3 separate regions of the Mus musculus genome follow, and all the other regions are linked to region 3. The links are chromatin loops, found by intact Hi-C in ENCODE. Cell type or tissue: gastrocnemius. All regions are shown on one strand.

The links. A loop is a pair of places that touch in the nucleus more often than their neighbours do. Peaks named below come from ENCODE experiments on the same cell type or tissue, not always from the same donor. Only the 100,000 strongest peaks of a DNase experiment are listed, where the experiment ranks them.
Region 1: a loop joins it to region 3, with 2.2 times the contacts of the local background. A loop is called at or near these places in 2 of 42 quality-filtered maps.
Region 2: it touches region 3 in a loop (2.1-fold over the local background); 3 of 42 quality-filtered maps call a loop at or near these places.

The regions. Positions count from the first base shown.
Region 1 is chr17:33,535,921-33,543,920 of GRCm38, reverse strand. Adamts10 (a disintegrin-like and metallopeptidase (reprolysin type) with thrombospondin type 1 motif, 10) reads right to left here. Exons shown (of 25, transcript NM_172619.4): 6 at 6,746-6,829; 7 at 6,497-6,642; 8 at 5,978-6,021; 9 at 5,748-5,853; 10 at 5,511-5,657; 11 at 5,209-5,350; 12 at 616-723; 13 at 140-285; 14 at 1-49. Among named protein-coding and RNA genes, the nearest start is that of Myo1f, 16 kb to the left of the region's middle. In gastrocnemius, a CTCF peak has its summit at 4,593 (motif pointing right); DNase peaks (open chromatin) are centred at 217, 4,599 and 5,299.
Region 2 is chr17:33,680,591-33,688,590 of GRCm38, reverse strand. It overlaps Hnrnpm (heterogeneous nuclear ribonucleoprotein M), which reads left to right and starts at 3,133. Exons shown (of 16, transcript NM_029804.3): 1 at 3,133-3,324. The coding sequence starts at 3,212. It also overlaps a transcript of Marchf2 not described here. In gastrocnemius, a CTCF peak has its summit at 3,528; DNase peaks (open chromatin) are centred at 3,121, 3,466 and 3,797; H3K4me3 peaks cover 3,125 bases; H3K27ac peaks cover 2,071 bases.
Region 3 is chr17:33,823,210-33,831,209 of GRCm38, reverse strand. Rps28 (ribosomal protein S28) reads left to right here and starts at 6,648. Exons shown (of 4, transcript NM_001355384.1): 1 at 6,648-6,776; 2 at 6,864-6,911; 3 at 7,880-8,000. The coding sequence starts at 6,738. It overlaps Ndufa7 (NADH:ubiquinone oxidoreductase subunit A7), which reads right to left and starts at 6,638. Exons shown (of 4, transcript NM_023202.4): 1 at 6,530-6,638; 2 at 5,560-5,609; 3 at 1,394-1,543. The coding sequence starts at 6,580. In gastrocnemius, a CTCF peak has its summit at 4,137 (motif pointing right); DNase peaks (open chromatin) are centred at 2,162, 4,153, 6,109 and 6,654; H3K4me3 peaks cover 3,144 bases; H3K27ac peaks cover 5,922 bases.

The sequences.
Region 1 (8,000 bases), 290 kb after region 3:
CCGGTGCCTTCGTCTCTCGCCCAGACAGTACTTGCCCCCAATGGTTGGCCTGGAAGGAGCAGGGGACAATGGAGAGATGAGGCAGTGGTGAGGAGGTTGAGGGTTGCCTCACTTTTGGGAGAGTGTCTCAAGGGCTGACCTGGGACTGTCGCAGTGACGGCTAGAAGATGACACACCACCGCCACATGACCTGCTGCAGTCACCCCATGGAGTCCAAGGGCCCCAGGCCCCGTCTACACCCTCTGGCCGAGAGCCAAAGGGGACACAGACTCGTTTGTAGCACCACTGAGTGAGGGATGAGAGAGGGAAAGGGGAAGAGGATGAAAGGGATGAGTGTGACTTTACAGAGCTCTGGGTCCAATGCTTCTTTTCTGTCCACCATCCCCCAAATTACAGGTGCAGTCCACTCTGAAATGGGGAGGTGTGACATGAGGAAAGGTTGTATCCGGAGGCAGGGAGTCCGATATACTGCATCACAGCTTGGATCCAGATGCATGGCCAAGGAGCTAACATTGTTCAAGACATGGCTGTGAAAGGTGTGACTTGAGATGCCAGGGGCTCTGGGCTCAGGCAGAGAAGGCAGGGCACAGGCGAAAGGTCTTGGCTGGTGCTTACCCCTTTGTCGATAGTGTGTGTTTGGCACAGTGTTCCCTCAGCAGCTGGGATGCTATTGGTGATGCACCGATTGCTCTTGCTCAGACACCACAGTTCACTGCAGACCTCCTGCATAATGGAAGAGACCTCTCAGGTTCACTGTCATCCCACAGACATGCCTTGGGGGACCCAGCACCTTCCTGGGTCCTAACAATCCCCCTTTGGGATCATGGCCTGATACTTCTTTTTTGTCAGTATGTATGGAACATTTATACTTGCTATAAAAATTTCTTTGAGCATTGTGACACTTATTTTGGTGCAAGAAAAACCATGATGTGGAAAGATAATGTCCTTCTAGGATATAAAGATGGCTCAACAGGTAAAGGCACTGCTGCCAAGCCTGAAGACCCAAATTCAAGCCCTAGGATCGACATGGTGAATGGAGGGAATGACTCCTGAAATGGTCCTTTGACTTCAATACATGTTGGAGAATAAACACGCCCAAAATAAGTAAGTGTAATTTTACAGAAAAAAAACCAAAAAAACCCAAAACCAACCCATTGACATTAGCTAGGTGTCACACCACTCGCAGCCTAGTCTAACCCAGATCTTTGACTTCAGGTTCTTCCCAAATCTGGGACCTATTATGGAAGACAGCAAGGATTTTCACTTTGGGGGGCGGCAGTAAAGCAACACAGGAGAGAACAATTTGAAAAGTCAGGGCTGGAATTTCATTTGTAGTTTTTTTCAGCTGTGAGAATGTGTGGCAGATTCAAGACTACGTAGGATCTGGCTGAATTTGTGTGGCTGTTCCTCTATTTCCTTTGAGTCCTGCTTGGGCTGGATCAGGTCATTTATTTGTTGCACAAAACTGAAGCAGTCCCCGAAAGCTGTTTTTGATTATTCAGCTCAAGGTTAGTATCCCTGGAGAGAAGTTTGACCAGGCTTAGGCATGGCGGGTGAAATTTCACATTCTAGCCTACCTCCTACCCCACCCTCTCAGAATTGTTCCAAGGATTCACCTGTAATCCTCTTTGAACAAAACCTTTCCAAGCAAATCTCTTGAGTTCCAGGCTGACGAGAGACTTGGATTTGAAGGTCTGGATTTGAACTAAGCAATGGCTATAGGAAGGCACCCTAGGGTCAGCTCAAGAAATACCTGCACACACATTTCAAAAACACTCCTTAAACGACAGCTCTCTCTAGAAGAGTATCTGATTTCTGGCCCTCACAGGGACATGCCACGTTTTCTGTCTTCACCTGACTTATATTTTCATGGCCACTTATAAAAATATGAAACCATTTCAGCTTCAACCCCATTTCTAACACCCCTTAAGATGTATTTATTCTAGCCCTGATTTTGACCTTTGCTTCACAAGGAGACACTGTCATAGATGTAATAATTCCTGGGCTACTCTATCATATATGTAATAATTCCTGGGCTACTCTATCATATATGTAATAATTCCTGGGCTACTCTATCATATATGTAATAATTCCTGGGCTACTCTATCATATATGTAATAATTCCTGGGCTACTCTAGATTTCAACTTTGTACTGACTTGGAATTCACAGCCCTTAACTAGGCCTGTTTTTCCATTTGTAAGTCAACCAGTTCAACACCTGTTTTCTGACAATGTCAATGAGACGGCTTATACAAATGTCCTCTCATTGGATAACAATGGACACAGATAGTGCTGGACCAGGAATTAAGCTCACCACATATTAACCAATTATTCTTATTCTATCCCAGGTAGCCTCCATCAGACTCTGTAGCAAAGGATGACTTTGAACTCCTGACCTTCCATCTCAAGTGCTTAGATAGAGCCCAGACTTTATACATGCTAGGCAAACACAGTACCGACTCAGCCCAGCTCCTATCCACCCATGCCCACATGAAAAATATTCATATGCATAAAAATCTAAGTGCCATTCAACAAACAAACAAAGCCAGATATGCGATGCCACTTGTTTGTATATTCTCACATCGAAGAGGTAGAGACAGGTTGGTTCCTGGCCAATGAAAAACCTCGTTTCAAAAAGTAATGACACAAGTAAACAAACGGTTCCGTTTAACACATCGCCAGTCTCAGATCAAGCTTGCGATTCGGACAGTTGCTCTCCTCAATATCCTTTTGTAAAATATGAAGTCAAAGAGTGGTCCAGGTGTGGGGTGTTGGTGTAGAGCGATAGGCTAGCAGTCAACAGCACATGCTGCTTATTTTGAGGATCAGTTTGGATCCCAGCTCACAAACACCAGCCACTCCAGCTCTGAGGGATCTGATGCTGCTCGCCTAGCTAGCCAGCCCCCAGTCACTTGTCTATAGACACACAGGCACACAAACACATAAAGAATACAACGACATCTAAAGGAGATAGGGAGATAGAGGCAAATCTAGCTATGCTGACAAGATGGCTCAGTAGGTAAAACCACCCTGATGACACTCGAGTTTGAGTCTTAGAACCTCTGGTAGGAGATCTGACTTCCAAAGGCAATGCTTTGGCTTCCACATGTATGTATGGCTTCCACATGTATGTATGGCTTCCACATAACGCATAAAGGAAAAATTCAACACTGAAGCAAAATGCTGACTTAAACTACTATCATCCTTGTTAAGTTCCAAGACACAGACGACATTCACAGGTAGACCCAGAATTCCTTAGAATGTGCTGGGGTGGCCAGCAAAATAAAGGTGGGGTGGGCCAAGAGTAAAAATGTCTGGCAATGGGGCTGGAGAGATGGCTCAGCGGTTAAGAGCACCAACTGCTCTTCCAGAGGTCCTGAGTTGAACTCCCAGCAACCACATGATGGCTCACAGCCATCTGTAATGGCATCTGATGCCCTCTTTCTGCTATGTCTGAGGAGAGCAATGGTGTACTCAAATACATAAAATAAATAAATAAATCTTAAAAAAAAATGTCTGGCAATGCACAGTGGCACAGATCGCTGATCCCAGCAGCAAGTGAATTTCTGAGAGTGTTAGGCTAGCTTGGTCTACATAGCAAATTCCAGGCCACCTAGGACTACATAGTGAGACCCTATCTTAAAAATGAAATAAAGTAAAAATGTCAAAATACTGCTTGCTTCGGGATTTATTTCTTGGTGTTATAGTGAGAAGCGAGGAGCAGATTGATAGCCACCTGGTCTCTTTTGCACCAACCTTGGGAATAGCTGTGCAAACTCAGAGGCTGCCTGTGGAGAGTGTGGAAGACCGCAGCTGGGCTAGGCTTACTAGGGCTAAAGCTGAAGTGGGTCAGAGTGTGATTAAGGAAATGATGGAGCTGGGCAGGAGAGGCGCTAACTGGTTGAACTGTCACCAACACAGGAAGCCAGCAGATCTCTAGCTTCCAGGAGTGGGGAGGGAAAGTTAGGAGTGGGGTCCTCTGCACCCCAACTCACTTCTTTTTCTTCTCTATCTCTTTCTACCTTATTCCCTTGACACAAGGTCTCTCACTGAACAAAGTGCTAGAAGTCCCAGTAGCTTGTCTCTACCCTCCCCCTCCCCCTAGCACTAGGGGTCCTAGGGATTCATGTGGGTGCTTGAATTTTGAACTCAGACATTTCTGTTTATGTAGCAAGTGCTCTTGCACACTGAGGTATTTTCCCAATTACTCAGCTCATATTTTTGAGATGGGGGGTCTCACTTCACATAGCACTGGCAGGCCTGGAATTTGTTATATTATGAAGTCAGACAGGCAGTCTTATTTCAAACTCACAGAGGTCCACTTTCCTCTGCCTCCTGAGTGCTGGGATTAAAGGTGTGAGCCCCGTGCCCCCTCCGCAACACATACAACCCTGCCCTAGCTCACTTATTGATGCCAAGATGGAACTTTTGAGTCTGAACCTCAGGGAAGATAAGGGAGTTGGTCAGAGTCCCTGGAAGGCTCTCTCCGGTTCATTGGCAAGTACAGTAGTAGCCCCATTTCTAGGGAAACTATTTCACCAAGAATCTGCATATGTTGCTCAGAGGTCTTATGTTGCTGCAGCCCACAAGTGGCCTTTAGGGGGCACTCTAATCTAGCCCTCAAATTAGCTGTCCAGACATGTAAGCCATCCCATTATGTGTGTGTGTTTGTGTGTGTGTATACACCCATGTGTACAGGTACTCCAACATGCATGGCACACATGTATGTTGAGGCCAGAAGCCAACAACCTCAGGATAGTTCCTAGGTAGCTATCCTTCTTGTTTTTTGAAACAAGGTTTCTCACCAAATCTGAAATTTACCAAGTAGGCTGGCTGGCCAGTGAGCCCCAGGAATCTACCTACCCCTGCTTCCCCATTGCCCAGTGTTTATAAACATGTGCCACCATGCCAAGCTTATATATGGTTTTGTTGATCATACCTTAGGCTTGCAAAGCAAACCCCTTCCTGACCGAGTGCTTTCCCCAAGCTCAGAACTACATTCTTATTCTCACTCTTTGTTGGTCTGCTTGGTAAGTGGATACGCCACACACTTTGGTCCTCCCATATCCCAATAGGGAGTATGGAGTTCATTTCATCCCTTCCCCTGCTGTCCTGTCCCTCTGTTTCCCTAGAAGGGCTTCCAGTGAAACTTTCCACCCTGTGGCCACCTCCCCTTCTCAGGAAGGAAAGCAGGAAGGCTCTCTCTACCCCGTATTTACACTGACGCGATTTGACTCCATGCTGGAATCGGCACTGCTCATCAGCATCATAGGCCTGGCCGGGAGCCACCGTTGGGTACACGAAGTCCTGTCTAGGAGGCCGGTTATTCAAGCAAAGCCCCAGGCCCGAGCTGTGATTAGAAAACAAAAACAAAAACAAAAAAAACAGCTGTCATGCCAAGGGGCTACACGGTCATGACCTCAAGGTTATACCAGCTAGGTGTGGTGGTGGAGTCAGCTCTCCCAACATATCTGTGCCCCACTTAAGTGGGCGATGTGTCCCATGCTCACTCCAGAAAGCTGGTGATGTAGTCTCGACTACACGATGACCACACGAATGGATTAGTCTTCATGGTAATGTGGGCAGCCATGAGCTTCGCTGGGTCCTGCCCACGGGCCCCACAGCCGTTTCCCACGCCATCGTGATTCATGCCAAATCTGAGGAGAAGAGTATCAGCTCTGCTAAGAACTAAGGGAACCCAACCCAGATCCTCGGATCCTCCCCTATCCTGTGTCCCCTGGCCTCACGTGTGCCCGATCTCATGGGCAATGGTGAAAGCCGTGGCCAGGCCGATATCTTCATTGATACTGCAGCTCCTCTCACGCTCACACATTCCACCCACAGGGGCCAGGCCTGGGAAAGGGGAACGTGGGGTGGGTCAAGGGACCCAAGGCTGTGCAGGCTATCCACCACGGGAGGTCTCACCCCAGGATCAAGGCCACCCTCCATGGTGCCTGGAACCAATGGGACTCAATACCTAGAGTGCCGCAGGGTTTGTTCTTGTAGATGCAGATGTCATAGCTGTGGAAACAGAGGGCAGTGAGAGTGCTGGGTGGCCTCCTTGGCTGATGCCAGAGGCCTCAGTTTTGGCGTAGAAGACAAGGACAGGTGGGAGCACGTGTGCTTGTGTATGAGTGTGCACCTGTGTGAGCGAGCGACAAGGTCTTTTGTAGCTTCCTACTTCCTTCAGTGCTGAGCTTTGACGACTGAGTGTTGCCTAAGCCTTATGCTGTGCCCCTCCTAGAACCAATCAGTTGGTCTTGAGGATGCTGATAGTACATGAATGACTAAGTGATTGAATGGAATAAATGACTTCGTGGTTAGGGCTCAAACGTCCCCTCCCATTTTCAGGCTCTCTGCATTTTCTCCTTGGCTCCTTACAGGCTCCCAACTCCTTCTATCCTCCACAAGCAATTGTTCCCCTTCCTTGGACTCTGATGATCCCTTCTCTGCTTGCTCCATTGGCCTCAGCCTTGGAGTCCTTCCTGCTCCTTACCGTGTGATGAGCACAGCTGTGTCATGGTTTGCCACACCATTCTCTGGGATGGCGTTGCCATGGCCACTGTGGCTCACGATGGATTTCTGCCACTTACAGAAGCTGTCCAGTGACTTCCCGGCATGGTGGGTGATCTCCAGGGTGGGCTGGGGATGGGAAAGTTGAGGTGCGTGGGTGCTCTGCCACTCTGGGACATCAGCCAGCAATGATGTGGATAGAGAGAGGGTGAAACACACCCCAGACCCCTACCTGGTCCTCTGTGAGCAGGATGAGGCGAGTGACCAGGATGTTGACGATGTTTCCCAGACTCGAGTCCTGGAAAAGTTTGGCAACCTGACCTCCAAGAAACAAGAGAGACCGAGTCTTAAGAGGAGCCCAGAACAGTGAAAGACAGAATAGTGGGGTGATGGCTCAACTAGTAAAGGGCTTGCCATTCAAGCATGAGGACCTGAGTTCAATCACCCATTTAAAAACAAACAAACAAAACAAAAACCAGGCACAGGGCACACACTCATCTGTGGCCCCAGCACAGGTGGAACCCTGAATCTACAAGTTCCAGGTTCAGTGAGAGATCCTGTCTCAAAACGAAAGGTAGAGAACAATGAGGGAGGGGCTCACGAAGCATCGCTCCTAGCTGAGGAGCTATTGTTAGTTAATGGTTTCTGGGGGAGGGAGGGGTAGTTTTCTTCAGCGATGTGGCTCTGGTTGATGGTCTCTTCTCCTCCAAGCATTTAGGTTAAAGGAAAACAAACAAAACCCAAAAAATGATCTAGATTTTGTGGCACAATTTTAATCCCAGCACTCAGAGGCAGAGATAGAGAGATTCAGGTCAGCCTAGTCTATAGAGTTTGTTCCAGGCCAGCTAAGGATAGTGAGACCCTGTCTTTAAAAAGAGTACATGAAATTAGATTGGGAGACATAGTAGGGACAATATGGGTGGAAGAGTTGTGGGAGAAAGAGTAGAAGGTGGATATGCTCAAAACACACTGTACACACATATGGAATCCTCAAGGAATAAATAAAAACTATATAAAAAGATGGAGAGCCACCGAGGAAGACAGCAGTGTTAACCTTTGGCTTTCACAACTGCATACACATGCTCCTTGGCCTCAAAACTAAAGAGCAAAAGCAGAGATAGTAGTTTTCTTTAGTAACTACTGGGTGCTGGGTGCTAGGTAAATGTGCTGCCTGTATCATCTCATTATTCTCATTTACACATCAAAGAGCAAGGTGCTGATGCACCGACGGCAGGATGCATGGCTGGTGGTGCCATTGGTGAGACTCTAGTCTTTATTGCTTGCCAGCACATCTCTCTTTGACTGTCCCAACTCAGTTTTTCTCTACTTGTCCTCCAAATCCCATTTTTGTCCCTCCCAAAATGCCCAGTGGCGGCATGAAGGATGTGAATGTGTCCTTACTTCTTTGCCATCTAAAGGTACCAATCTAAGTATCAATACAGAAAGGTGGAAGCAAGAGAGCAAGAGACAATGGAGAAGCAGGCAGG
Region 2 (8,000 bases), 140 kb after region 3:
TTAATAATAATAATAATAATAATAATAATAATAATAATAATAATAAAAACTTGACAGTATACCAGGGCCATGTATGTAACTCAATTGTACAATCTTAGGATTTTACTGCTGTGAACAGATACTATGACCAAGGCAACTCTTTTTTTTTTTTATTTGTTTGTTTTTCAAGGCAGGGTTTTTCTGTATAGCTTTGGCTGTCCTGGAACTCACTCTGTAGACCATGCTGGCCTTGAACTCAGAAATCCGCCTGCCTCTGCCTCCCAAGTGCTGGGATTAAGGGCATGTGCAACCACTGCCCGGCAAGGCAACTCTTATAAGAACACCATCCAATTTCGGGCTATCTTACAGCTTCAGAGATTCAGTCCATTATCATTAAGGCAAGAGCATGGCAGCATCCAGGGAGGCATGGTGCAGGTGGAGCTGAGAGTTCTGCATCTTCGTCTAAAGGAGGCTAGTGGAAGACTGACTCCCAGGCATCTAGGTCAAGTGCATTAAAGTCCACACCCACAAGCCTACATCTACTCCAACAAGGCCACACCTACAACAGTGCCACTCCACGGGCCAACCATATACAAACCATCATAGGTACAAAATATTTTTATCATGTGGGAAGTCCTGGTTCCATTCCAAAAGGAAAAAGGTAAGAACAATTTTCACATATTTTTTATTTCCAATTTGCCAGATCCCATAAATTCATTATAACTAATGATAATACTCTCTATACCAATCTGGGATTACCATGGATGAGACCCAAATCTGAGCTTGTTTCATATCTCTCCTCTTCTCTGGGGAAGAAGTTATTACCTTGATTTCTAAAGGTGGGAAGACAGAGGCTCAACATATGAAGACCTTTATCTGAAGTTCTACATCTTTAGGAGCTGGGGATGCCCCAGTGTTAAGCTTTGTGCCCTACCCTCTGGCAGACTCAGGAGAGATGTAGAATATGGCTGTGGTAATAACAGCTTCAGTTGCTCCTCATTCTCTTTTGTTTAGTTGGCCCTGGAATAATATAAATAGACTATTCTCAAATTTGTGGTACTCCTCTAGTGCCTGCCTCTGGAGCACTGAGATTACAGGTATGTGCCACCATGCCGGGCCAGCTCACTTTTGAGTTCTTGTTGCATGCTGAATTATGTAACAGCCCAGGGCTCTTGGCATTTTCCTGCATTGTATGCGCAGGACAGCCCTAAAAGGTGGTTTCTGGAGAGCATTTTGCTTACTTACTGGGTTTTTTTTTGTTTTTGTTTTTGAGACAGGGTTTCTCTGTGTAGCCCTGGCTGTCCTGGAACTTACTCTGTAAATTAGGCTGGCCTCAAAGTCACAGAGATCCACCTACTCTGACCCCCAAGTGCTGGAATTAAAGGTGTGTACTACTACTGTCTGGCAGGAGTCTTTCATTAACCCTACTTCCAGATGAGCAAATTGAGCCTCAGAAAAGCAGTCTCATCATCCCAGTGGGTCCAGTACAGTCTGGTCTTCCCTGTTGTTTTCTGCACCCATCTCTTGCCTAGTACACAGGCTCATGCATGGTAGTATCTTGCTGCCCTGACTGGAAACTCAAGGGGAAGTCAATTTTTCAGAAAGTAAAGACTCAGAGGCTGGAATCTGGCCCATAGGAAGAGCAGGTTGGGAGACTTCGTGACTGGAACAATATGATTGAGGAACAGAGCTGATGTGATCAGGCCTTGGGTGACTGGTGAACTGATATCCATAAAAAAAAAATTTATGTAAAAACACACAAGCATCTTCACTCTTCTGGCCTACCAAGCTTGGTACCTATTTCTCATCATAACTTTGGAATGTAGGGTCCCAGGAAATGGTGTCAGGGTGGTGCCGTAAGGAGAGATAGAATAGGAGGGAGGGAGGGGAAAGAAGGGGAAAAGAGGAGTCGGAAAAGGGTGGGAGGGAGGTTTCTGTTATACATCTCTTCTAATGCTTTGAATTACATGGAGAGTTTTAGTTTGATATTAACCTGTCAAGAATTCTGCATGCAGGGTTGGCTCTGTCTTAGTGGGTAAAGATGTTTGCTGCCAAGTTTGACAACCTAAATTTGATTACTGGAAAGAGAAAATCAATTCCCACATGCCAGCCATGGCATGCTCAAAGCCTGTATTCAATCATTCCCCCTCCATCCCCCCCCCAATAAAAATAATTCCTGCCAACATAATTTTTATATTTTTTCTCCATTTAAGGAAAGCTGATCTCTCCTTGACATGCCACGGACATTGTCAAAGCAGTTGTGGTTACTTGCACAAGATAGAACCTCATCATGTTGGGGTGGGGGAGCCTTGGGAGGCTTCACCCTTCCCTGAAGATCTATTGGTAGTAGATGCTGGAGGAAAGAGGTGTCATTTTCCTCAGTGTTGTAGCCACCTATTTAGTTGCCCCAATAAATCAACCCCTAATCTATGCTCTTGCAAGCAAACCCAACTCAGTAGGTCATAAAACAAAGACAAGGAGGTACATGGAGGAACTTGTTGGAAAGAAGGTACAGTGGAAATGCGGGAAATAAAAGGGCAATGGTAGGTGAATATGATAAAAGAACAGTATAGGGTCAGGGATTGAAGTTGATAGACTGCTAGCATGTTCAAATCACTGGGTTCAATTCCTAGCACTGATTAGCCTGGTTCCTCTGGCCTATCATTCTAGCACTCAAGAGGTGTAGGCGGCAGCTCAGACATTCAAGGCCAGTATTGGCTAGAAACTGTCTCAACAACAACAGCAAAACCCCAAGCAAGCGCAAAATACATGATATACATATATGAAGTTGCTGAAAAAAGAAAAAGAAAGAAAAGGCCAGGCGTGGTGGTGCTTGCCTTTATTTCCTGCACTTGGTAGGTAGGGAGAGGCTGGAGGGCTACATAGTGAGACCCTGCCTCAAAAAAGAAAGCTAATGAGTAAAACAAAACGGAAAAATATAAAGTAAGCTGGACCGACTAGGTCCGTATGTGCGCTCGTATTGTAAGTTCGAATGAGCGACACATATCTCTCCCCCTGTCCCACAACCCAACTGTATCTGCGGACATCGGGAAGTGAGGCCTGCCACTGGAGGAGGCGTGGCCTGACGTCCAGGGGGCGTGACCCGAGGCGAGCAGGAAGCGGGAGCCGGTCGCCGCACAAGGAGGCGTTACTGGTCGTTCGGGGTCACGTGAGCGCGCAGGCGCAGCTCGACAGAGCCCGCTCCCTCACACAAAGCCCAGACGCGGAGAAAATGGCGGCAGGGGTCGAAGCGGCAGCCGAAGTGGCGGCGACAGAACCCAAAATGGAGGAAGAGAGCGGCGCGCCCTGCGTGCCGAGCGGCAACGGAGCTCCGGGCCCGAAGGGGTGAGTAGTCTAACAGCAATTGATCCTTCTCTAACTCCAGCCAGGTTACTTCGCAGCTCCGTTAGGTCTGTGGGCCGCTTTCTCTTCTCCCACGGCGGCGCGGCGTCTGCGCAGGCCTTTTCCCTGCCGAGAGTTGGGGGCGGCCAAGGCTGTGACGACGACGAAGCCAGGAGAGCCTAATGGATCGCCCCCTGCCGACAGCGCTTGCCTCCGCTGCCTCAGCCTCCTGGCTGTCTGAGCGCGTCGTCGAGGCCTCAGGCCTGTGGCCTGGTATTTTATTCTCAGAGCAGTGATGGCGCGCGGGCTGCGGGAGATCAGGGCCCGCAGCACCTCTCACTGGGGTCTCGAGGGTTGAACCATTAAGACTGTGTAGTTTCAACCCTTCAGCATACAATCCATAGTAGTGGAAGTATTCTGTCTCAGTTTCTCAGATCTGAGAAGTTAGGGGCGGGAGGCTTGCGCGTGCGAGGTGTCACGTGTACGGTCGGCGGCGCGACCCGGAAGGTGTCGACATGACTCTTGTTGCGGGGTTCCGAGACACCGGTGTTACCCTCATTCTGCAAGAAGTGCTTCTTCCATTAGAATGGCCCCGGACCCGGGCTCCTGGGCTGGAGTTCTTTCCCCTCTTTATAGTCCTACTTCCTAAAGTGCAGTTGGTACCAATGGGAGAAATGGTCTTTGCTTGCTCAGTGTTCATCCTTAGCAACAGACCTAAAGTGTTCGGGTAGAGGCACCACTTCGGGGTTTCAGAAATTAAAATAGACAGACGTCATCATCCCTTTTTTGGAATCCTGCTTGGAGATCTGTCTAGGGACCTTGATTCGTTATTATAAGTGTCCTAGCATGGCCTGAGGAGTCCCAGCCTTTTGGGAGGAGTGGGAAGCTGCAGGATCCAGAGTGCAAAGTGTGGCCAGACTATATAGAGTGAGTTCAGTCTAGGTTGCCATTTAGTCATTGGGAAATTGAGCTAGACCCTAACTCTCAAAAAGAGGGATGAAAACATAGCAATAACCTGGCACTCCAAAGTCCCTAGATTCGATTCCTAATATCAGACCACAGGGTGGTCTTTCTGAGCCCTAAAAAGTTTTCTTCAAGGAGGAAACCATAAGATTCTGCTCCTGTGAAACTCTCCTCATACTGATATACTAATATATCAGCTTGAGGAGGTCTGGAGAAACATTTTGGTTCTAAAATCAGCAGCCCATGTCTCTGAATTTTTGTTTTCCATCAAATGTATAAGGTGGGAAGTTTTAGGACTCTGGGAGTTGAGAGTACTTAAAACACTTGTTAGTGAAGCATTTACCAAGTAATGGCTATTTTGTTACTGGAGGAAATTTCATATCTTTTATCTTAGTTAGGGAGAAGTAAAACACCATTGGTTAACTGGTTCTTGTGTGTTATTCAGCACTGGAGAGGCTGCGTGAGTTCCAGAGCTGATTCGGCTCAAGATTTGCCTAAGCTACATAAGTACTTGCCTGTCGTGTATGAGTGTGTAGATTATAGCCCATTAATAGAGTAGTTACTCAAGATGCACAAGGTCCTGGGGTTCACCCCATAGTACTAAAAGGATAAAGAGGCCTCTCTTTACTACCAGAAAGGCTCAGCTTAGGAGTGTGCTCATTTTTAACTTTCCCTTCCATCCTCTTGGGAACTCGGGGTCTTGAGGATGCTAGACAAGCACTCTTACCTCTGAGCTACACTTGAGCACCTTTAGTTAGTCTCATGTTCAGATTTTTCAGCTTTTGTCATAGAGATGCCTTGTAGGATCAGATTCCCTCTTCTAGTCTTTGTTGTTTTCAGTTTTTGAGTTAGATGCCTGGGCAAACTGTAGAGTCTACAGTGTAGACTGTGATGGCTTTGAATTCAGAACAACGCCTCTGCTTCTGTCACCTCCACCCAGTTGCTGGAATTACAGGTGTGTACTACCACGTCTGGTTCACTTTCTAGGATTTCAGAGGGCCTTATTTAAAAAGCTTTAAGGAAGTTAATTTCTGTCCAGAGTGGTAATGCATGCCTTTAATCACAGCACTTGGGAGGCAGAGGCAGGTGATTATCTGAGTTCAAGGCCAGCTTGGTCTACAGAGCCCAGGACAACCAGGGCTACACAAAGAAACCCTGTTGCAGGGGCAAAAAATTATTTCCTATATATAGAATGCAATGCCGCTAGAGCCTTTCTATATGAAAGATTGCATTTTTAATAGAACACGGTCCTATGGTACAGTTTTAAATTTCCACTGTCTGTATTCAGATAGATAACTTGTGGCTGAGTCATTTGACAGACAGAATGTGCATAGGAAGTATCAGATGAAATAGCCCTTGTGGGAAAGAACCTGAGTGGTCTCAGACTGGCTTAATGGAGGATACCTGAGAAAGTGGCAGCACTTAGTTTTGTAGTGTGGGTGAAAAATAATTGTTATTTTTGCATCACAAAGTTCTTGAAACAAACTCTTTTAAAAGCACAGAGTGTCTTTTTCTTCCCACCTTTTGACTAAGATTTGAACCCAGGTTTTCGTGCTTGTTAAGTATGCATGTATATTACCTAGTGAACCTTCTCACTAGCTTGCTTTTTTTTTTATTAAAAATATTATGAGAATGCATGTTTTGTCTGCGTATGTGTCTATGCACAACATGCATGTACATGGAGGCCAAGAGAGGGCATTGGGTCTCCTGGCACTAGAATTTTAGACAATTGTTGGCTGTCATGTGGGTACTATTACTTGAATCCAGGCCCTCTGGAAGAACAGCCAATATTCTTAACCACTGAGCCATCTCTCTAGCCCATTTATTTAGTTTTTGATAGTAGAGATCAATTGATGACCTCCTGCATGCTAGGCAAGAACTCTACCACTGAGCTGCATACCTAATTTTATTTTTTATTTTTAAGTGTTCTGTGTATGCACACAGGTGAGTGCCAGTGCTTGGAGGCAGGAAAAGGGTGTCAAATCACCTGGAGCTGGAGTTACAGGAAGTTGGGAACTATGGGTGCTCTTAACCACTGAGCCATCTCTACAGCCCCATTGTTTGGGGTTTTCAGACAACATTTCACTCTGTAGGTCAGGCTGGCCTTGAATCCTGCTGCTCTGTCTCCTGAGTGCTATGAATACATATGTGTACCATCATGCTCTACTCTTATTTCCTGTACTTTTTAAAAGTGATTGTGTACTTGGTGAAGAGTACTTTTAAGGCACATTAGATTGTTAGCTCAAGATTAGAAATGGAAGCTCTGTATTATTTGAGTGTGTGCTGTTAGAGCTTTGCTGTTACTTTGTCCTTTGATTTTTTTTTTTTTTTAATGACTACAGAAACAGATACCAGCCTGCAAAGATAAGCTTGCTTTTACTTTTTTTTCTCTCTTCAAGGGCTTCCCAAATGGACTCTCATATTACTCTGCTTTGCAGTATTAGTTAAAACTGAACTGTCACTTTGGTAGTTTGTAGTGAGTTCAGTGCTTAGGTTTCTTCTGTGATGGACAATGGTTGGAATGTTTTAAAACCTCCCAAGTGAATACAATACAGAAAGGCTAGGAGCAAATAGGTCTCCCTTTTTACACCTCAAAATTATTATTGGTGTGCTGTGTGCTAATTCTTTTAAAGACTTGTGACTTAGTAGTAGCCTCCACTTAAAAATGAGAGAATATATTATTCAGACTTGGATGTATGACTCTTAACTCTTTGTTACCCACAGTACTGGTCCTTACATATTTTGCTCTTAACGTATACCAACTCGCTTTTTGTCTTAGTATCTTTTTGTACTCAATTTATATTTGTTGAGGCAGGGTCTCACTTTAGATCATGTTTGCTTTAAACTAGATTGTGTTTGCTCTAAACTCAGAGATCACCTCTCAGTGCTAGAATTAAAGGTGTTCTCTACTATGCCTGGCAGATGTTTATTAACAAAGAAAAATAATGTTGCACTTTTATTTTGGGTTTTTTTTTGATGAGAGGGAATTAAGACAGGGTTTGTCTATGTAGCCTTGGCTGTCCTGGAATTCACAGAGAGCCACCATAATCCTACTGTTTTTGTTTTTGTTTGTTAAGGCAAGATCTTATGTATCTTTGGTTGATCTGAAACACCACAGTAGATTGGTCTCTTAATTTACCATACTCCCCCTCCCTCTTATTCCTGAATTCTGAGAGTATGAGTATGTACTACCATACTTCTTGACTAATTCTTTGGTTCTCACAGCAAGCCTGTGTGCTACTATGGATACAGGCTATAGAGTTACACTGGAAATGGACCTGATTATATGTTTTGATAGGGGAAGAATCTGTACCTAGAATAGTGTTCCATTAAGCTCTGAATTTAAAGGCCTTCTGTTGGGGGGGGACTTTATGTAAAAGATTATTTTCAAGAGGGAGGATGTATTTTTGTCCCAGAAGATGTGATCAGAATTTCAGGGTATTGAGATTTTTCCATATATTGAGAAATTCCAGAAATAGTATGAGTAGAATTAGGTATGGGGGTGTCATGAAGACATAAGAGATGTTAGGATGACAGTGGGGTTTTGTTTGTTTTCTGTTTTTGTTGTTTTACTTGAGATAGGGTCTCTGTATCTCTGGCTGTTCTGGAACTCATTTTATTGTCTAGGCTGGCTTGGAGCTCAGGTTAGCCCTGGGGTTAAAAGCATGTACTACCATGCATATTTAGTATACTAAATAGAGCAGTATAAAGGCATT
Region 3 (8,000 bases):
CCCTCCCCCCCCCCCTCTCTCTCTCTCTCTCTCTCTGTGTGTGTTTTGAAACAGGGTCTTACTATGTACTCCCAATAGATCTGGAACTCAGTATGTAGACTAGGCTGGCCTCCAACTTGTAGCCATCCCTTGTGCTGGGATATAAGATGTGTGCCACTGCATCTGGTCTCAGCGTCTCATTCTTTTTTTTTCTAAGTGTATTGGTATGTCTATGTGTTTTGTAAGTCTATGTGTACAGGTATGTCTATGGATATGGGTAATTTGCCTACATGTATAAGTGTGTGTACCATTTGCATGTTTGGTACCTACAGAGCATCAGATACTCTGGAACAGGAGTTAAGGAAAGTTATGAATTGCCGCATAGGTGCTAGGAGCCCTACCCATGTCCTCTGCAAGATCAACAAGTGTTCTTAAATGCTACATATCGACAGTCCTTGAACCTCATTCTATAAACCAGAATGAGAGCTCTGTTAAATAGAGCATATAGACAGGAAAAGACTGAAGGAAGCAGAAGCCTAACAAAGAGATTGGTCAGTTCAAAGTTACCTTCCTTACAAAGGCTAAACCAGAGGGACCTTCATTATCATGCCAGCCAAAACCTGCTCTGCCAGGGAACTGACTGTGACCTGGTTTCTTAGAAGGCTAGATACACAACTAAGCTTCACTCGGTGGCTTAGACCGAGTAAATGCCTTTCTGTCTTGGTCTGCTGGATCTAGCACAGAAACTCATTCCAGACTATGGCCTCCTATGAACCTCATGAATACTACTGTTATCCTAAGAAAAGACCCCTGAGAACAGGGACCAAGTAGGTTGTTTTCCCTTGGGTTCCTTTGGGGTTCTTTTAATAATCATTTTTGGACATGCATGTCACGTCAGAAGTCAACTTGCAGGCACTGAATTTCTGCTTCCCACATGGATCCATGAGCTCAGGTCATCTAGTTTGACAGCAAGTGCCTTACCCACTAAGCCGTCTTACCTTCCTCAACTTGTTTTAAGACTACCCCTAACTATACCACACAGAATGGCCTGGAACCTGTAAACTTCCTACCTCAGCCTGACTTCACTTCCCCAACGCTGGGATTACAAACACACTACCAGGCCCCTGTCATTTTTTTTAACTTGGGTTCTGGGGATCAAACTCTCAATGCTCATAGGACAAGTAGCTTACTAAGTAAGTTACATTCTCAGCCCTGGCTTGAACTCTTGATTTTCTCAGCTTCAACCTCCTTAGTTCAGGGATCACAATCCTGCCCCACTATACCAGGACTGTGGAAAGCATGTTTCTACCTGCCAGGGAAGAAGAGCCAGTGGCAGTAGGGGACGTCGCAGAGTAAAGCCAATAGCAGTAGGGGATGTCACAGAGCTCTGGACGGGGACACTGAGGATCCTTACCTCTCGGCGGCCTTGCCTGACACCAGGGCCTTTTGTGAGGACATGATGATTGAGGGAGGCACAACTTCCCGGCGGCCATCACGAGTACAGTAGTAATTGTTGGACAGCTTGTGACTGGGGCCCACGGGGAGTTTCGGAGGTGGCTGGGTCCTGAGGGAAAAAAACATTGGCACTGAAACAATGTGACAGTCCCTCTCACTGGCACTCTCCTTTACAAGACTGAGGATTGGAGCTACAAGGGAGGCTGCAGGCCAAAGTCATGTCTTGCTGCATTATCATATTCTATACCTGCGTCTAGAACGAGAAACCAAGCAGCAGACACTAATCTATATATAAAAAAGTCGTCAAGCCAGGTTACAGAAATATGCTCCACCCCAGTCCCTCTAAGTCTCAAATATGGTTAGGTATAGAGGACCCTTACTGAAGTTCCCAAGACAAAGAAGAGACCTAGACATGCTCCTATCCCCAACACAAAGCTAAGCTTAGCAGCAGCCTTCCTTCCTACCTACACATGCTTATGAAAATCAGGTCAGAGTGCCAAGCTGTGACCATCCCTCATCCAGCAATTGTAGTCTCTAACACTGAAGCACAGCCCCAGATTACCCAACTGAAGTGCCTTTCTCCCCACCCCCAAAGACTAGGTCATAGAACTTTTTAATTCCTTGTTATCTCAGGAACCCTTTAAATCACCCTGCTGGGATAAAGGCTTATTACTCAAAGAACACCTTGCCCTGGGAACTCATCCAAGTTCCTGGCCTTCCTGCCACTGTGTGGTCTACTGCCAAGATTCCCTGGAGAGGGAAGCAGAGGGTTACATGGAACAAAGCTCAGCCTGGCCTCGGGCTAACCCTGAGCTTACCAAGCAGCCTAAGGCCTCGAAAGCAAACACTGAACTTCAAACAAAAAGGAAAATTCCCAGGGACAAAGGTGGGTGCTCATAAACAGTTGGGTTTTATTTGTTTATTTGGCTACATTTCAAATTTGGCCACCATTTTTACCCAGCAAGTTCTCCTTAAAAATGTAAAAGCCATTTTATTTTTTAAATAAAAAATATGGCAGAGCTGAGAAATGGCTTAGCAGTTAACACTGGCTGCTCTTCCAAAGGACAATGTTTCTATTCCCAGCAGCCACATGGCACCTCACAACTGTCTGTCATCCAGCTCCAGGTTACCTGACAGCCTCACACAGACAGACGTGCAGACAAAATACCAATGCACAGGAAGAGCAAGCAAAAGAATCAGCTTAAGGTCATTCTCAGCAACGGAAGCTCCAAGTCAGCATGGGTTACATGAAACTGTCTAAAAAATATTAAACAAAAAAAGAAACAACAACAAAGGCTAGACAGCAGCTTATCCATTAAGAGTAAATGCTATGCAATCATAAGGAACAGAGTGTAGATCCCAGCAGATGCATAACAAGCACAGCATTCCACAAATGCCTGCAACTCCAGTCCCATGGGATCCAATGCCTTCTCCTGGCTTCTGTATGCAAACAGGAACATCTTCACACATATGCATAGAAACAATTTATATGACTTATATAGTTTATTTAATAATGGGGGGAGGTTGGGTTTTTTGTTTTCTTGAGATAAGATCTCTGGCTGTCCTAGAATTCTATATAGACCAGGCTGCTGGCCTCAAATTCAGAGTTCACGTGCCTCTGCATTCCAGTCCTAGGATTTAAAGGCCTGTACCACTATGCCTAGCTTAAAATGTCCTAAGACTGCCAGGCAGTGGTAGAGCACACCTTTAATCCCAGCACTCAAGGGGGTACAGACAGGCGACAGGAGGATCTCTGAGTTCTAGGCCAGCCTGGTCTACAAATAGAATTCCACAGCAGCCAGAGCTACACAAAGAAGCCCCATCTCAAAAAACCTAAAAATTTCCTAAAATTAGCTGGAGTACATGCCTTTTAGTCCCAGTACTCAGGAAGCAGAGGAAGACAGATCTCTGAATGCAAGACTATCCTTGTCTACAAAGCAAGTTTCAGGATACCAAGGGCTACACAGAGAAACTCTGTCAAAAAAACAAAACAAAACAAAAACCCTTTTAAAATTAAAAAAAGGTAAAGTGAGACATATGGCTGGATACTGACTGGGTACACCACTACAGTCCCAGTACTCAAGACACTGAAGCAGGAGAGGTGCAGAGCCGAGTTCCAGGACAGCCTGAGCTGCCCAGTGATACCCTGTCTTTTGAGGAAAAGGCTGGAGACTGGAGAGGTGGCACAATAGGCAGCATTTCTTGCAGAACCCCAGTTCAGTTCCCAGCACCCACATGGTGGCTTACAACCATCCATAACTCCAGTTCCAGGAGATCCAACAACTTCTGGCCTCAGAGATATTGTATGCATATAATGCCTGTACAGCCATACATGCACATAAAACATCCACACACAAAACAAAATAAAACTTAAAAAAAAGTGATAGCCAGGCAGAGGGCTCAGCACGTAAAGGTGCTTGCCACCAAGCCTGATGACCTGACTTTAATCTCTGGGACCCAAATAGTGGGAAGAAAAGAACTATTACCACAAGTTTTCCTCTGACCTATACACAAACACACACAAACATAAACAATAACTCCAGTAATATTAAAAAGGAAAAAGCTATAAAGTTCTAAAATGACAAACACATCTGTGAAATTTAGAATTTGCCTGAAGAACATATATGCTATGTTCACATATATGTTCATCTGTTCACAGCAAAGTAAAAAGAACATTTGTCCAATGCCAAAACCCAAGTGAACCACTAGAGGGCGCCTTTACCCCGAAGAAGCTGGCTCCTGCCTGTATTTCCAGTAAATCCGTGCAACTCCTTTCCCTTACAGCCTTCAAGCCAACTTGGGGTCCATGCCATTCAGGACTACAGTGTAAGAGCTTGCCTCTGAACAGGAACACATGCCCAGCCAATTCAGCATGTGAAACTGATCAAAGTAAGACCTGCCTTAAATAGATAAATAGATAGATAGATAGATAGATAGATAGATAGATAGATAGATAGATAGATAAATGTTGTTTTTATAAATGTTTTTTTAATGCATGCTGTATTTATCCCTCCCTGACAACATCCACAAAAGAAATAAAGACAATTATGAGGCTGTTGAGATGGCTCTCTGGGTGGAGCACTTACTTGTTACTCTTGGAGAGAACCAGAATTTGATTCCCACATAGTGGCTCACAATCACCCGAAACTCTAGTTCCAGGGGTTCTCACGCAGTCTCCTGAACTCACAGGCATCAGGCCCATATACATAAACTCATGCAGGCACAACACACATATGAGTATAAATAAATCTAAAAATCTTTTAAGAAAAAAAGATGAAGATAGAATTTAAGTTGAGGGCTGGTGTAGTTCACTTGATAAAGGCATCCCTTGCACTACGTAAACCTAGTATACTGCTATATACGTATACTGCTATATACGTATAGTGGTATCTACTGCTGAAATCCCAGCGCTTTGAAGACAGAAGCAGGATCATGAGTGTAAGGCCATACTGCAGCTACACGACAATTTTGAGACCAGACTGGGCACTGTTTCAGATATTTCCCTCCCTTGGCGTCTGCTGGGTTTTCACACAGGGGCTCATTCTGAACTCAGCAAAGTGAGGTGGAGTCTCTGAGTGCTAAAGCCACCAACCCCACAAAGCAAGAACACTCGTTTGTATTGGCATCCAAAAGCCTGAGGACAAGGCAAAGACTCATCAGTATATAAATGTGATCAAAACTGACTTTAAGCAATGACTTGGCCTACATGGGCCTCATCCTCCCCCTTCAGTAGCTTGAGAACATAGCATTTCATGTGGGTGGTCACAATGAAGACTGCAAAGCTACCCAAGAGACCAACAAATAATACAACCTATCTCCTAACTATTCCAAGACAACCCAATGAAGTTAAAAGTTAAATTTTTGCTTTCACAGCCTGACAAGAAAGATCTCTGCTCAATTCTCCAAGGAAAGTTCAAGAGAACAGCAAATTTAGGGTTGTTTTTTCACGTTTGTTTATTAGACAGGGGTTAACCTGGAACCCATCATGTAGATCAGGCAGGCCTTGAACTCAGAACTCAGCCTGCCTGTTTCCCGAGTGCTGGGATTAAAGACTGTACCACTATGGCCAGCCTTGGGTTTGGTGGAAGAATGTCAGGATGAAGGCAGCAAGCACGGCCTGCTCACCGCTTGGCGATCTCCTGGTAGCGCAGCTGTAGCTTCGCCTGCAGGTCTTGCTGTGGGAGGAGAGAAGAAGTCAGAAACTAGGGAACCCCAGGATAGGGTTAGCGAACAGAAGTAGCCAGTTAGGGTAAGTTTACAAGTCATGCATATGAAGAAAGGCAAGGGCATGGCTTACAAAACTTTAAGGCTAAGTTTCCAGCCTTTCCAAGATCTAACCTAAAAAGCCTTCCTTTTAAAGAAAATCTCCTCTGTATATGGGTCAATATACTAAACGTGCTTACCCTAACATTATGGGAATTCTCACCCAAACAGTTGCTTACTAAGCTCCAGTGCTAGATATACCTCCTTTCTTGGACCCTAAATTATCTCTCCTCTTATCCATCTCCAACCTCCCAGGAGCTGCAGAGATCTACAGCTTCCCTGACCTCTTTGTTTTCTTCCAAAATCTAAAAACTGGTCCTCAGCCTTCCAAAAACAGGGGCACAAGATTCCAAGCTGATAGCCGGGCGTGGTGGCGCATGCCTTTAATCCTAGTCGGGAGGCAGAGGCAGGCGGATTTATGAGTTCAAGGCCAGCCTGGTCTACAAAGTGAGTTCCAGGACAGCCAGGGCTACACAGAGAAACCCTGTCTCGAAAAAGAAAAACAAAAACAAAAACAAACAAACAAACAAAGATTCCAAGCTGATACGGGGGATGAGGAAACACCTGGTCTCACGTGGGAGACAAATGAGGCGAAGAGAGAAAGGGATAGGAAGAGGGGCGGGGCGGGGGGGAGCTAAAGCCAGGCAATCTAAGGCCAAGGAAATCCCAGTAACCCGGCCAAAAACATTTAGGACCTTGAGTCTGACTACTGGAGTCACAAATTCAGGGATCCTGGATTATCCACTGAACTAAGGAGATGTTAAGGGGGATAGGATTCAAGGGCGTACAGAACCCAAATCCTTCCCGGCCCGGATCGGAACAGCACACGCACCCCAGACGCCCAGTTCCGCAGCTTTTGGATAACGCGAGTAGCGGACGCCATATTCCTTCCGCTCCGAAGGACGCTGGTGACGACTCTGTCCCGAGGATTCCTGGGTACCGCGTGCGGTCTCGCGAGAGCGAAAGTGAGGCGTGGTCAGAGCCGACTATAAAAGGCATCCCCTGCTCACGTGACTCCTCTCCGCCAGATCGCCGCCATCATGGACACGAGTCGCGTGCAGCCCATCAAGCTGGCTAGGGTGAGGCGACTGCGGGTGTTTAGAAACCTGAATAAAGAGAGAAGAAAGCTGAACATGTCGAGCCTAACTTTCCCTTATTTCCTGTAGGTAACCAAAGTGCTGGGCAGGACCGGTTCGCAGGGACAGTGCACGCAGGTGAGTGATGGGAACATTCGGACCACTTCCTGGGGTCGGAGCGGAGTCCTCCCGAGTACCAGGATTATAACTGGATTTGGTGACGTTTAATTCTAGTAGCTAGGTTCAGGGAGGATATGACTTTGTAAGAAACGCGGATACCGTAGTAAGACTGCCTTTGAAAGCTTTGGTGGTTTTTTGTTGGGGGGGGGGGGGTGTTCTAGACAGGGTTTCTCTGTGTAACCCTGGCTGTCCTCGAACTGAGAAATCCGCCTGCCTCTGCTTCCCAAGTGCTGAGATTAAAGGCGCGGGCTACCACTGCCCAGCTAAAAGATTTGGTTTTTAAAGAGGTGGAGTTGGCGGGACCTGTGTGTCAGTAGTAGACTTGCTTACCATACAAAGAACCCGAAAAAACTTGAGTACTGAACTCAAAGCTAGTAATTAAAGATGTCTAAGGAAGTTCACTTGGAGTTCCAGTCAAGCTTAGGCTACAAAATGATCCAGTACCGAAAAAACCTGGGCCACTGTTGATAGTGTGCTTGCCTCGGTCCACCACATAGAACAAGAACGGTAGGGCATCTCACCTACTCCAGGAGACAGACAAGCCTAGGCTAAAGATGCCCTGACCGTTCGTTCCCCTGGCTTATACCCAGGTCTCCCATCACAGCTAATTAAGAAACTAAGGTAGGGGGACCCGTAGATCAGGGCCAGCCTGAAGTAAGTTGGAGGCACCCAGATAAAATTGTAAGTGGGGAGGGTGTTGTAATTCCAGAAGGATCACAGGATTTCAAGGTCAGATCAGGCTACAGAGACCCTATCATGTGAGTGATTCAATGCCTTTGGTCTGGCAAATGAGACCTTAAGAGTAACAAATGCTTGTAACTGCTGAACCATCTGACCTGACCAGCCCCTGTCCCAGGCTCTGGTCCATATTACCTTTCCACCCCACTAGTAAGTAGCAGCATTTAACTCTTGTATTGGGCTTGTAGGTGCGAGTGGAATTCATGGATGACACCAGCCGCTCTATCATCCGAAATGTCAAAGGCCCCGTTCGAGAGGGTGACGTGCTCACCCTATTGGAGTCAGAAAGAGAAGCTCGAAGGTTGCGTT